2 separate regions of the Homo sapiens genome follow, and region 2 is linked to region 1. Evidence: chromatin contacts called from ENCODE Hi-C data. All regions are on one chromosome and are shown on one strand. Each heading gives the region's core, a stretch centred on a gene start or an enhancer-like site at or near the end of the contact. The rest is flanking DNA. Distances are from core to core; before and after follow the strand shown.

Region 1 (6,786 bases), core at 2,841-5,340:
GCCCCTATTTCCCAGTCGCCGTGTGATGTCTGCAGCAGCACCTCTGGCTTTGTTTGCGCTACAGTGGCTGGGAGGCTGCTGCATGGAAACGTCCAGGGAACCTGGCACAGGGCTGGGAAGGCATACACCTCCCGCCAGCTTTCATCCCTGAGCCCTCTACCTTCTCCCTGTTGGAGGGGGCCCCTTTGCCTGCCCCCCAGGGCAAGCTTTCCCTGCAGCTGCCTTCCCATTCTGGCTTGGATTTGGTCCTGGAGCCCCCTACTTCTGTTGGGGTTTTATTTCAACCCCATTACCACCCCACACAGCCTTCTTTGGGGATGTTGTGGAATCCTCTGATTGGATCCCCAAACCCAGCAGCCACTTCCAGGATGGGAAATCAACTGTGCTATAGGACAGCTTCTAGGGAAAAGGCATGGCACTTTTCTTTGCCTGCTAAATACCCGTGGGGCTGTAGCGCAGGGTGACTGCCTAGTAAAGCAAAACGAATCCTGGAGGGTGATAAAGTGTCAATTGGTGAGTTGGAGTTCCCTGAGTCAGGAATTTATAAATTATTTACAGAAAGATTATTTGTAAGCAGGAACAAATCAACTGTGCTGTTTCACAACTACCTTGGAGGTAGATATTAACCCCATTTTATAGATATGGATACAGAGGCTCAAAGGGTAAAACAATATGCCCCATGTCACATGGTCAGGAAGTGCCAGATGAGAGATCCTCCTGTGAAAATCCACTCTTCAGTGGGATTGAAGTCTCTCCTCGGGTGTCAAATGTGATGATGCTCTCTTGGCCGACAAGCAGGGCCTTTGTGCTTATGACTCACACTTCAGACATGGCCTAGGTTGGTTGCAAAAAACTGGGTGCTTGCTAAGAAACAGAGATCACCACCCACTAGGGAGAGAGGGTATAAATAGTGCAGGTGGTGGGGTCTAGCAGAAAGGGCGCAGGAAGGTAGAGGCTGTGTGACCCGGGTGAGTCATTTTACCTCTCTGAGCTTCAGTTTGCTCTTCTATCAAATAAGGATAAAAATAGTACCTATTTTTACCTCTAGAAGGCCTCGTAGACCCCCCACACACACACCAAATCCAGGGGTCACAGAGGCATAAGTGGAAGCTGACCCAGCTGATGCCTAGGTTGGAGCCCACTCCCAGCCCTCCCGGCCCCACATGAGGGCTAATTAGCACATCTAACTTCATTGCATTTTTTTGTGAGCAGCAAATCAGATAATGCATGTAAAATACTTTAAGAGTACATGAGAAGTTCAATATGCTCAATAAAAAAGAAATCTGGGTTTGTTCTCTGGGTCAACATGCAGCAAGAACCTTCAACACATGTTTGGAGTACAAAGGAAAAAGCGTTCAGCTCCTTTTGCCAGCCTAAGATGGACTTGAGAATAGGCTGTTTTGGAGATGGGCTGGGAAGTGGAGTAGCTTCTAAGTCCCTGGTTTCTGTCGGGTTCAGGAGATACAGCAGTGCCTGAAACAGCCCCAGCATTTGCCTTCCTGAAGCTCACTCTCTAGTAGCACGCACAGTGGGTGTGGGTCAGGGTCAGGGTCAGGTGGTGACAAGGGCTGCAGAGTAAGAGGATGTGGAAGGGCAGGAACCGGGGGCAGGGTGCCACTTTAAACGATGTGGTCAAGCACGGCCTCACGGAGGTGACATTTCAGGGATGACCTAGCAAGTTGGGAAGTGAAGCATGTGGACAGCCGGGTGGAGAACTTTCCAGGCATTAAGAAGAGCAAGTGCAAAGGCCCTGCTCTGGGGGTGTGCCTGGAGCATTTGAGGGCAGCCAGTGTGGCTGGAGCAAGTGGACAAACAGGGACACCACCAGAGGCAACTCGGAGCAGCCAGGAAGCCAAAGCCATTAGGCCTTGCAGAGCCCCATCCTGCAGGTACACGGACCCCTCTTCCCTGCAGTGGGAGCTAATGGAGAGTGTGGAAACTTCTCGGATCCACTGGTGGGTAGGCCAAGGTGCGGGACCAGGGCAAGCTCAGGAAACAATGACCAGTGCTGTTGGATCAGCAAAGAGGGCACAGCAGAGAACTAGTGGAAGTTGATGCTAGACAGGCTGGCCACAGAGAAGAAGCCTTAGCACCAGGCTGAGAAATTCCTGCTGAATCCTGTAGGCCATATGTTGTCTCAAATGCTTCTGCCCATGGAAGGTTTGGGTGTTGTCAGAGGAAAGGACAGAAGTTCGGGGTCAACATAGACTCTCTGGAGAGAGACAGGAGGGTCTGGACTGGAGCGAGGCGGCAGTGCCTGGGGAGAAGAGCATGCCAGGGTTGTGGAATTGTGCCAGTTTGGTTGTCAGAGACTGGAGATGGAGGAAGGGAAAGGAGGATCCAGGGGTCACAGAGGCAAAAGTGGAAGCTGACCCAGCTGATGCCTAGACTGGAGTCCACCCCCAGCCCTCTCGGCCCCACATTAGGGCTCATTAGCACTTCTTCTAACTTACCAAGAAATTCAATGTCCTACAAAATAACCAGCCGAGCCCCAAGGGAGCCAGAAGGCCTATTCATCACAGCTGGGGTTTCCAAGGACCTCACTGTCTGTCCCATGGATTTCATCCTGTGAAGAAGCTGGCCCACCATGGGAAGAGAGACTAATTGGTATCTCCATAGCTTGGACTATTTTTTCCACTGGATCTGCAGTTTCTGGGTAAACAGTCATCAAATCAGCATTCAGCATGAGCTGAAGGAAAGTTTGCACACTTGCCATGTGGCCTAAATTAAGTGAGTGGTGCAGTCAGTAAAGCATGTGTGCTAAAAAATAAACATTTAAGATGTCAGGGTTGAAGATACTCTTGTAGCCTTTTAAGGAAGGAGATGTCAATTTCTTCTTTTAAAATTCCAAATAAAAATGTCACTAACAATATTTCTGATATCACTTCACAAGTGTCAGCCCATGCAAGCAATAGTGTGTGTGCATACATACAAGGGTGTGTGTGTGAGAGAGAGAGAATGAAAAGGCATGTACATACACATGCACAATAGATATGTGGATTTCTGTACGTTTGTGATTGTGACAGTGAGTTAGTGGGTATGTGAGTGCATGTGCATGTGTGTGTGTATGAATGTGAATGTGAGCATTTGAGTGTGTGCCTGTTTATGTATTGTGTGTGAAGGTGTGAGTGTGTGCATGTGCACATGGGTGTGTGTATGAGTGGGTGTAAGTGTGGACGTGCACGCGTGGGTATATTGTGTGTGTGAAGGTGTGTGTACACATGCACATGTGCATTGTGTAGATGTGTGAGGGTGTGTGTGTGAGGGCAGGGGTGCACACCTGTGTCCCTGAGAGTGTGTGCACGCCCATGTGTGCATGTGTGCCACTCAGGACAGCATGCACACATGGCTGCTCTGTCTCCTAGCAGCCTGCCTATCAGCTCCTCCCTGCATTCTTCCACGGCAGGCCCCAAGGCTGTGGCCAAGAAAGCAATCAGGCATCCCATTTGTATCTTGCCTGTCATCCACCCAAACAGCGGGCAGGCAGGGGCAAAGGGAAGGTGCCAGCCCTGCTCCTCAGATGCCCAGGCCTCCCCTACAATGGAGGAGGACTTGGCCAGACTGGGGGGCTGGCCCCACACTTCTACTGCACTCCCAATTACTGGCACCTTCTGAGTGGCTTATGGAAAAGGCACTGGTTGCCATGAGGAAGATATTCCACTGGAGCATTCCCATTCTCCACAAAAAGAACCTTCAGCATATTATACACATTTCTCAATGTGATTATCCCCAGCCCACACACACAGCTTGGAGGATTAAAACATAAAATACAGTCTGCTCCCCACACATGAGACCAACACTACAACTGGCATCATAATAAATAAATGAAGTGGCCTCTCCTCCTCCTTTCCCTCTCCTCTCCTTCCTCCTCCTCCCCCATTCCCTCCTCCTCTCCTCTCCTCTCCCTCCTCCCTGGTTCTCCCTCCTCCCCTCTCCCCTCCACCTCTGCCTGGTGCTGGGCTTGTTTTGCTTCTTGTCTTCTGGATCCCATCAATCCCCTCCTGCCCCTCCCCACACAGCCCACGGCGGGCAGCATCACCGCAAGGAACGTCACCCCATGCTGCTGCTGCCACCATGGAATGAGGGCTTTGTTCAACAAGCCACCCAGGGTTCTGTTTGCTGCCTCTGCCGCAGAGGGTTCACTACACTAAATGCTGGCAGAAGGGCGGAGTGAGGGCGGGAGGAGGGAGGAAGGAAGATTTTATAAGCAAATGGCTTCATGGATCATTGAAGGGACATTAGGAAGCATCCCGGAGCACCTAAAACCAAACGCCTCAGTGCAAATGGATGGAAGGGCGTCAGCTGTGGAAACTGGAGCTATTGCGAGCAGCTTGGGTTGCTAGGGAACAGCCCTGAGAACGTTTTGTCTTCAGGCTGCAGATCCTGGATCCTCCTGGGATTTCCAGTTCTAGAGCCACTGCCAGCCAGTGGTGCCAGCATCAGCAGGCGATGGGGCTAGGAAATCTGTGCAGTCCCAGGAGGCTGTGGGCCAGGCAGAGGGGCCCCAGGCTGCCTCTGAGATTGAGTGTGCATTAGGGGATAGGTTTGGGGAGCAGCCCATGCTGGTGATTTTCTTTAAACAAAAATGCTGGTGCCCAGCTTGGTACAGAAAGCCTGGGAGACAGGGGTTTCAACTTCCTGATAACAGTGCTCCAATTCGGAGCCCAGATCTGGTTAGTTCTGAGCTCAGCAACCCTGCCTGTGCACACTGTCCCCTCACATTCCTTCCTCTGGGCTTTCTCTCCACCAGCCCAGCCCCAGGACCATTCTCTTAAGAGCTCTTGTCAGCCCAACCGACTTGACCTCAGCTCTTTGGGGAGCAGGGGACTTTTTTTTTTTTTTTGAGACCAAGTTTCGCTCTTGTCACCCAGCCTGGAGTGCAGCGGTGCAATCTCGTCTCACTGCAACCTCCGCCTCCCAGGTTCAAGTGATTCTCCTGCCTCAGGCTCCCAAATATCTGGGACTACAGGCACTGGCCACCACACCCAGCTAATTTTTGTATTTTTAGTAGAGATGGTGTTTCACCATGTTGGCCAGGCTGGTCTCGAACTCCTGACCCCAGGTGATCCTCCCACCTCGGCCTCCCAAGGTGCTCAGATTACAGATGTGAGCCACCACGCATGACTATGGCACCTTTGATGGTACTTATACGCCAGTTAAATAATAAGTGATGTGCAGTGGTTCTTGTCTGTACACATTAATTAGGCTGTGTGGGGAGGGACAAGGGCTGGTTCTGTTCTCATTGTTTCACTAGCTATGGATAGTTCTAGGTTTTGGCTCACAGTCCAGTTTTTGTTAAGGTGCTGATGGAACACTTGCCAATGGCCCGGTTCAGTGCTGAATAGGAAGAAGAGCTGGCCAACTTGAGTTATTACATCTCTGCCACTCAAGGTGATGTCAGGTAAGCTGTTGACTCCAGCTGATCCTCAGTTTTTCTATCTGTAAAATGGGCTCATGATTAGCTAAAATAGCGTGCAGAAAGTACAGAGCACAGTAGATATTCCCACCCTTTGCAGCCTGGGCCCCAGGGCTGTTTAGAAACCCCATGAGTGACGCTGATATGTTTCATTCACCACTACCCTGCTCACCTATCTTCTGCCCCACCAGGCCCCACCCTCAAGCCTTCAAGCCCAGGAACCTGCCTAGACTGTCCATTCTGAACTTGGGCCAGATCTTAACCTGCTGGTAAAGCACTGGCTGAGGGTTTAGACTTTCAAGGAATTTGAGGTTGTTTTCCCTGCCTTATTGCAACCCAGTGTCTGGCTGCTGAGACCAGAGGCTTGGGCCACCCAAGGGATGCCTTGCCTAACAGTGCTGGCCTGAGATTTTGTTATGTACACTTGCTTTTGTGGCAGTGGCACCAAAGCTATGCTGGACACAATTTCCCCTCCAGCACTGTCCAGAAGACCAGAATGCAGAGTCATTTTTTCAGCTCCTTTTTGCAATCTCTGTAGTCTTTTTTGTATGAGAGGAAGGGACATAGGAAAGCAAATTATCAGCTAGGTACCTACTGTGCTCCTGGCTCAGGGCCTGGCACGTAGAGCTGCCCCAAAATATTGATTAAGAAAAGAGTAGACACCTTTAGGCCATAATTTCATCTAAGACTCTTGGTAAACCAAAGAGGTGAATTAGCAGCCCCACTTTGCAGATGGGAAAACTAAGATTCAGGGAGGTAAGGTGTCTTGCTCACAGTGTACAGTCAGCTCCTGGGGCTGAAATCTAAGCCACGGTGACCCTTGGGTTCTGATCACTCCTATGGGTGTCCTCATCACACTGGGCTGTTTCCCTGGCACCAAGGTGACACAGGGGTCAGGAAATGTAGTTTTGGGACATCTGCCAAATGGCCCAGCCTAAGGGCCTGATCAGGACTGAGATTGCCAGGATTGGAGCTTTTCTCAGCCATGTTTGATATTGTCAACAAATCCAGGGAGGACCGGCAGGGTAGAGTGGGTAGATGGAAGATGGAGTGGGAAGTAAGAGGTAGGGAGGAAAGGTACAGCCTCAGGTCAGCTGGCCTGATTCAAAGGGTCAGTCAGAGAGGGCAAGACCACTCCAGCCATTCTGAGACTACAGGGAGGTTTGAAAGCCAGGCCAGCTGGACAACAGCATAGAGTGCCAATCTATGAGGAGCCCTAAGCCATCCCTGGGAATGCAAGAAGATACAGGAAATACTGTTCCATGGACTTCTCCCTGGGGCTAGTGCCTGTGGTTTGGGAAGATAACTTTGAGCACCTGTGAGCAGTGGGGAGTTGGAGCAGAGAGAGCCCCCAGGGTAGGCCTGTGTAG
Region 2 (6,019 bases), core at 2,354-4,853, 52 kb after region 1:
GGTGCTGGAGCTCCAGTCATCACATCTCCATTCCAGGTAGTAAAAAGTAGAAAAGTTAGAAAAGTAAGGAGTAAGGTCTTCACCATCCATTTTAAAAAGACTTCCCAAAGTTATCACTCAACTTCTGCTTATATCTCATTGGCCAGAACCTAGTCACTTATTCCCCTTCTGGTCCCCAAAGAAGCTGAGAGTAATAGTCCTTTTATCGTGGCCATTGCTGCCCTACATACATGTTGTTATTAAGGAGGAGAAGGAGGATGCATGTTGTGGAAGGCAATCTGCAACCTTTGCCTCTAGAAGTGAATGACTTTGTGCAAACCTGCGCACACATGGAATCTCTTCCTGGTGAAGGAAATGCCCCTTCACCTCCTGGGGAAACAGTTATCTTAGGGAACTCCAGGAAGAGGAGGACTTGGCAGCTATTTGAGAAGATTACATCTGCCTGATAAAAGGTGCTGAACTCCCATGATTGCCTATGAGAACAGAAGATAGGAGCCCTTGGCTGTCTCCGGGCTGCTGTCCCCAGCTGTGGGGGCCCCCTTATCATTGCCAGAGGAGAGTCAGCTTGACAAGACCCATTAAAGGGACCCAGCTGGGATTCCACTGGCATTCTGGAGCTGGATGTTCAGAACCACCTGCCTTCAGACAGAGAAGTCCTGGGCCAGAGCATTCCTCCCTGGGCAACCACGTGCCCACTGGAGAGTTTTAAAGCTGATAGAAAGGGTGAGTCGATGGGCCATGCACACCAGCCAAGTTCAAAGGCACCTCCACAGTGGAATAAAGACATTGTGAAAAAGTCACAAAGAGACGCTAATTCTCTCTTACCTCATACCTAAAGCTGATGCAGCCTATGGAGCCGTGGCAGGAAGCCCCACAAGCCACTGAGCCAAGGCCTGTAGCTGGAGAAGGCATGCAGAGAACATGAAGTGGTGGCTGCAATGCTCTCAAAGGAATGGGGAGATGGGACCAGGGTCTGGACCTGGCTCGTTGATGGCACTGACTCTGCGTTTCCCTGGGGTAATGCCAAGAGAGCCATCGCAGGGCAGTCTCACTGCTGCTTTCTTCTTCTCCCTTGGCCACTGGTCCCCTACCATTTTGGCCAGTGGCCATGTTCTCTTTGTCTGGCAGGAAAACCACTGTACACTTAGAGTTTTGAACAGTCTTTCATTTGTTACCAATAGGGAGGCCAAGTAGGGCTTATTCTTGTGCCCATTTTGCAGATGATTGAGGTGAGAGAGTTAAGATATCTATCCAAACTCACCAGGCATGAAGCTGAAACTAGGCTCTGTCTGTCTAACATTTAAGGAGGAGGCTGTCAGTAAGACAAGTGGACTTGGGAGGAAGAACCCCTCTCCCAGCAAGGCCCACACTCATTGACCGCCATCTCCTAAATTTGAAACTCAGCTGACATGAATAATGAGATATAGTCAGCACCTGCTCCTCCCTGGTCTCAGGTGTTTCCCCAGCTTTCCTGCCTGGGGCTCGGGACTGGTGATACCCAGAGATGGACACCTGTGGAATCATGTGCATGGCCAGCTTTGTGGTCAGCTGGTGTGAGCCAGCACCAGCCTCTGTCCCTAGCCTCTCTGCCAGTAGCCAGGGGAATGATGGGATGACATCCATCTCTGTCCTGACAGGGCAGGTGAGGAGCAGAGGCAGATGGCAATAAAGGTCAGTGCTAATTCCCACATGCCTGCAACTGGATTGAGGAGGATGGGACCTTGCAGATCCCCACAGCCCACTGTACCAGCAGCAGCACAAACACAGCAGCCAAATCTCCACTATCAGCAACCTTGGGTTCTCAAGAGCCCTTTCAAATGCAAATATTTCTGTAAGAGGGAATCACCTGGAGTGCCAGAATCTTCAGTTTCCGCCTCTGTAAAATAGGTATGAAAACCTCTCCGACTCAGGGCAAGGAGGCTGAGAGGCTGCAGGAGAAATTGCCAGCACAGAGGCTGGACAGTCTGTAACCCTGAAATGTTTGGGTTCATGAATCTGTGAAATGAGCATGGCAGTTTTGGGGTCAGGGCAAGGAAGGGCACAGGACGCCTGAGGTAGGTGAGCTGCCAGTCCTCTGTGCAGGGCCATCCTGTCCCCATGCCCACCCCCAGTGCCCACCTGATACCCCCCAGCCAGTCTGTCCATGCAGGGTTCTAGACCAGGGGTCTCTTCTTTGGGGCTGTAGTTGTTGGGGTCAGGGGCTGGTGAGGAGATGGGGGAGGGACTAGCCAAAGAGCTGGGAATGGATGTGTGGGAGCAAGAAGGATGCTGCCCTGGAAAGGAGTCAGAGAGTGAGATCCAACTGGCCTGAGGCAGAAACCAACAAACCAGCCCCCTACCCAAGCACCAGCCTCCACCATCATCAATGTGGAAAAATGTGCTTTGGATTTTATAAAGCATTTCCACATATTTGATCTAATTTGATTTACTCTAAGGTATACATTATAATCCATTTTGCAGATGAGGAAAGTGAGGCTCAGAGAAGACCCCACAGCTGGTGAGGGATAAAGCAAAGCCAGGTCTCCTTCCACCCTGTGCTCTCTACTTGCAAACTACAATCTCTGGTTCCAGGAAACAACAGACCACACCTGTAAAGGGATTGTGGAGAAGAAAGGAGAAAAAGTCTACCAAAGGAGCTGGATACCACGTGTGTGTGTGTGTGTGTGTGTGTATTTGTGTGTGTGTGTGTATTTGTGTGTGTGAATGTGTGCATGTGTGTGAATGCATGTGTGCATTTTATGAGGTGGGGCAGGGAGTGCAAGAAGCAGTGATTAGCTTCAGCTAGAGATTTTATTACAAATGTATTTTGTGCTTCTGTGTCTTTCACATTCTGACAATGCTAATTTTGTAATTATATATATATTTATATATGTATATTTATATATATTTATCTATGTATTTTGTATATATATTTATATATGTATATTTATATATGTGTGTGTGTATATATATATATATATTTATATATATGTAATTTTAAATGAGGGAAAGCCACTGGGCTATGGAGAAATCCAGCATGGATTTGGAGTCTGGCAGCTTGGCTCCTAGCCCTGAATCTTTCCCTGCCCAGCTATGTGACCTTGGCCCTGTGGCCTCCCCGACTCTGGGCTTCCATTCTCTCATCTACAGCTTGAGCTTTGGGATGGAAGCACCTGCAGATCCTTTCTCCCCTGACCTAAGTGGTTTGTGAAAAGTCACTTCTAAGGAGAAAGCAGCTCAGGGATTCCCAGTCTGAAGCCCTAGATTCCAGATGTTCAAACCCACTCCCTTTCCCTTGAGGATCTAGAGTCAGGGCATGGTCACATTCATCCCTTCCCCACCACAGGAAAAGAGTGAGAAGAAGCAGGTCCCTGTGATTCTGACACATTGTTTCCATCTGCTGCTAACCTGTTATTAGCAGGATTTTCCTAAACCTCACCTCTATTTTCCAAAGTCACACACCCTGGGCATAGTGGTTTTCTTGTCCTCTTCCTTAGCTCTCCAGAACTCAGAACCTGGAGAGGAGAGAATACCACTCCAGTTTCTGATCAGAGCACTGCCTCTCCTAGCTGGTTCCTCATAGGTTACAGTTTGGAAGCCTCCCAGAGACGTCTGGAAGCGCTGATCCCTGCATTCGCTTTGGGGCTGTGTCTCTACTACTTCCAGATGTTTACACAGCTGGCTGGATTACTTAACTGCATTGACATCATACACCTTGATATTTCCTCTTTACAAAAACAGTTCAGATGGGAAAGAAACTGGCTATTGAGAATCTGTATACCGCAGAACTAACCAAAATAACATTCCACCTCTCCAGGAAGGCTATGGATGCATTCACTCACATGCGCTGCTCTTGCACAATTGCACAGGCCTCGGTTTCCCTCTCTATAAACTGAAAAGGTGGGTTTGGACAGTCCGAGAGTTCCTTTGGGTGCAGAGAATGTATCTGAAGTTGCCTTGGAGAGGCCATTTCCTTCCTTTTTACAGATTTGGAGACTGAATCCTAGAATGGGGAACTTACTTGATTCAACTGATAACTAATTATAGAGCACCTACCATGGTTAGGTAGTGGGGTAAGACTAGATAGACACAAAGGTGGAAATAAGACCATGCTGGTACATGGCTCCCTGTGTGCCAAGCACTGTGCTGAGCCCTTTCTGGCTAGCGTCAATTTTACACCTCATAACAGTTCCAGGAGTCTGTATATTTCTCTCAGCTTTATAGATAAAGAGACTGAAGCTTAGAGTTGATGATGAGTTCACCAAAGCTCACAAAATCTGCTGTATCCAGGAATTCCAACCTACATGTGACTGACTCCAGAACCTTCATCCTTAAACAGCACCCTATACTACTCCCCAAACATTTACTGCCCTCACGAACCTTCTAGTCCAAAATGAGACACAGTCAAGGAGAGAACTGACATTTACACCACCAGAATTAGGCAAATGCCACCACCAAGACCTGCACCAAGAGCTAAGAGGGCCCTGGCCATGTGGGATAAGCTCCCCAGAGAAAGGGGCATTTGGGCTGGGCCTTGAAGGCTGAGCAAGAGTCTGTTGGGCAGAGGGGACTTGCAGGAAGACACACAGTGTCTCTAGCTGACGACGGCGCTAGGTCCTGACGTTGTTCAGTGCTCCTCCTTGCCATCCCTGCTTTCACAGCCTTCTCATCTTAGGAAAGGCCCAGAGCGTTCTGGGTCTAGATGTCACTCTGCAGCCAAGGTGGCTTCCTGGCACAACCACTCCTTGACTATCAGCTCCGTAAGGCCAGGGTCAGGGCCTGTCTGTGTTTGTGCCCTTGCACCTGGCACAGAGCAGGGCACAGTCTGTATTTGCTGAACAAATAAACATTTAGTCTTTCAGGAATTGTTTCCCAAGCAGCAGCAGCAAAATAAACAAGGAACATTTGTTGAGTGTTATGCGCCAGGCAGTGTGCTAAGTCCTTTTCATGCATCATCTTATTTAATCCACCCAAAGCCACACTCTGAGCGAAGAACTATTATGTTCCCTCCTTGACACATGAGGTTAAATAACTTGTCCAAGGTCACACAGCTAGCAAGTGGTAGAGCCCGGATTCATGCCCAGGCCTGTGGAACTTCAAAGCCCATGCTCTTAACCCCTCTGCCACCAGCGTCTCTTTGTTGTGGCCTCAGCACCCCTCTTTGTTCCCCAGGGGGAAGGGCTGTTTTGCAAGCAGGCCTGAGATGCCACAAACCTTCCAGCACATCCTGCCCCTTGGCCTCTGACATCTGTTTGCCATTTCCCCTACTCCAGAGCGGCCAGGCCCTGCCTCCTGCCTTGCCGTAATTCAGATGTCAGGGAGGATGGAAGCCAGTGCCTGGTGTCTGAGCATCTGAACTGGCAGAGACTAAGGACAGCCTGGTGCACACTCACATTTGTTTTGTCAGCCTGCGGCATGGCATTTGTCAGAGGCAGGGACACACAGATGCCACCCATGCCTCCCCAGGCTTCTCACTGCACCCCACCAAACAGTCCCGTACCGCCTTCCCCTGGCACCCTGCAAGGTCACGGCTCTAAGGAAGGTGAGAGGAAGGGACACCCTAGCTCCCCCTCCTTCCCCCACCTCCTGCACTCCCCAGTATCCTCTTAATATCCGCTGCACACCTCCACCAGGATAGAATTCCTTTCTTTTTTGAGCAAGAACAGGGAAAGCTCTGAGAATTTTTGAAAACAGCATTTTTGTTTCAAAATATAATTTCCAAAACGTTGGCCCTGAGAGATGTCCTGCAAAAAAAAAAAAAAAAAGTGTTCCATGGTGCAGCAATTTTGGGAGATGTTGCATACTCTGCCCGGGTCTCACAGGTTCCCAGCGTACACTTCAATGATGCAGGCACTGAGAAGTCCTGCAGCATTTTCCAAATGTATCCTTCATCCTCAGAGCATGTGTTCCAGATGTAGAAACACTTTGCAAGGCTGGAGAGGAAACAGGTTCAAGTGGGAAACACATCCACCGAAAGGAACCCTCCATTCTCTGCAGATTTGTGTAGCAGGGAGCTGCCTCCTTACCTTACTGAATGCGC

Evidence for each region. A loop is a pair of places that touch in the nucleus more often than their neighbours do. Pooled maps may share reads with other maps.
Region 2: a loop to region 1 is called in a map of adrenal gland, with 5 times the contacts of the local background. The contact joins two enhancer-like sites. A Hi-C loop is called at or near these places in 3 of 168 maps with a recorded cell type or tissue (adrenal gland, endothelial cell of umbilical vein and lower leg skin), 1 of 37 single-sample maps with no recorded cell type and 2 of 50 pooled maps.

The regions. Positions count from the first base shown.
Region 1 is chr10:78,685,126-78,691,911 of GRCh38, forward strand. All of the region lies in intron 1 of LOC105378379 (a long non-coding RNA gene), which reads right to left. Among named protein-coding and RNA genes, the nearest start is that of ZMIZ1-AS1, 380 kb to the right of the region's middle. Within about 2 kb of position 4,091, at least 6 of the 41 ENCODE cell types and tissues checked have a DNase peak (open chromatin) inside an H3K27ac peak, as active enhancers do.
Region 2 is chr10:78,738,093-78,744,111 of GRCh38, forward strand. It overlaps LOC105378379 (a long non-coding RNA gene), which reads right to left. Exons shown (of 5, transcript XR_946100.2): 1 at 6,006-6,019. Among named protein-coding and RNA genes, the nearest start is that of ZMIZ1-AS1, 330 kb to the right of the region's middle. Within about 2 kb of position 3,604, at least 2 of the 41 ENCODE cell types and tissues checked have a DNase peak (open chromatin) inside an H3K27ac peak, as active enhancers do.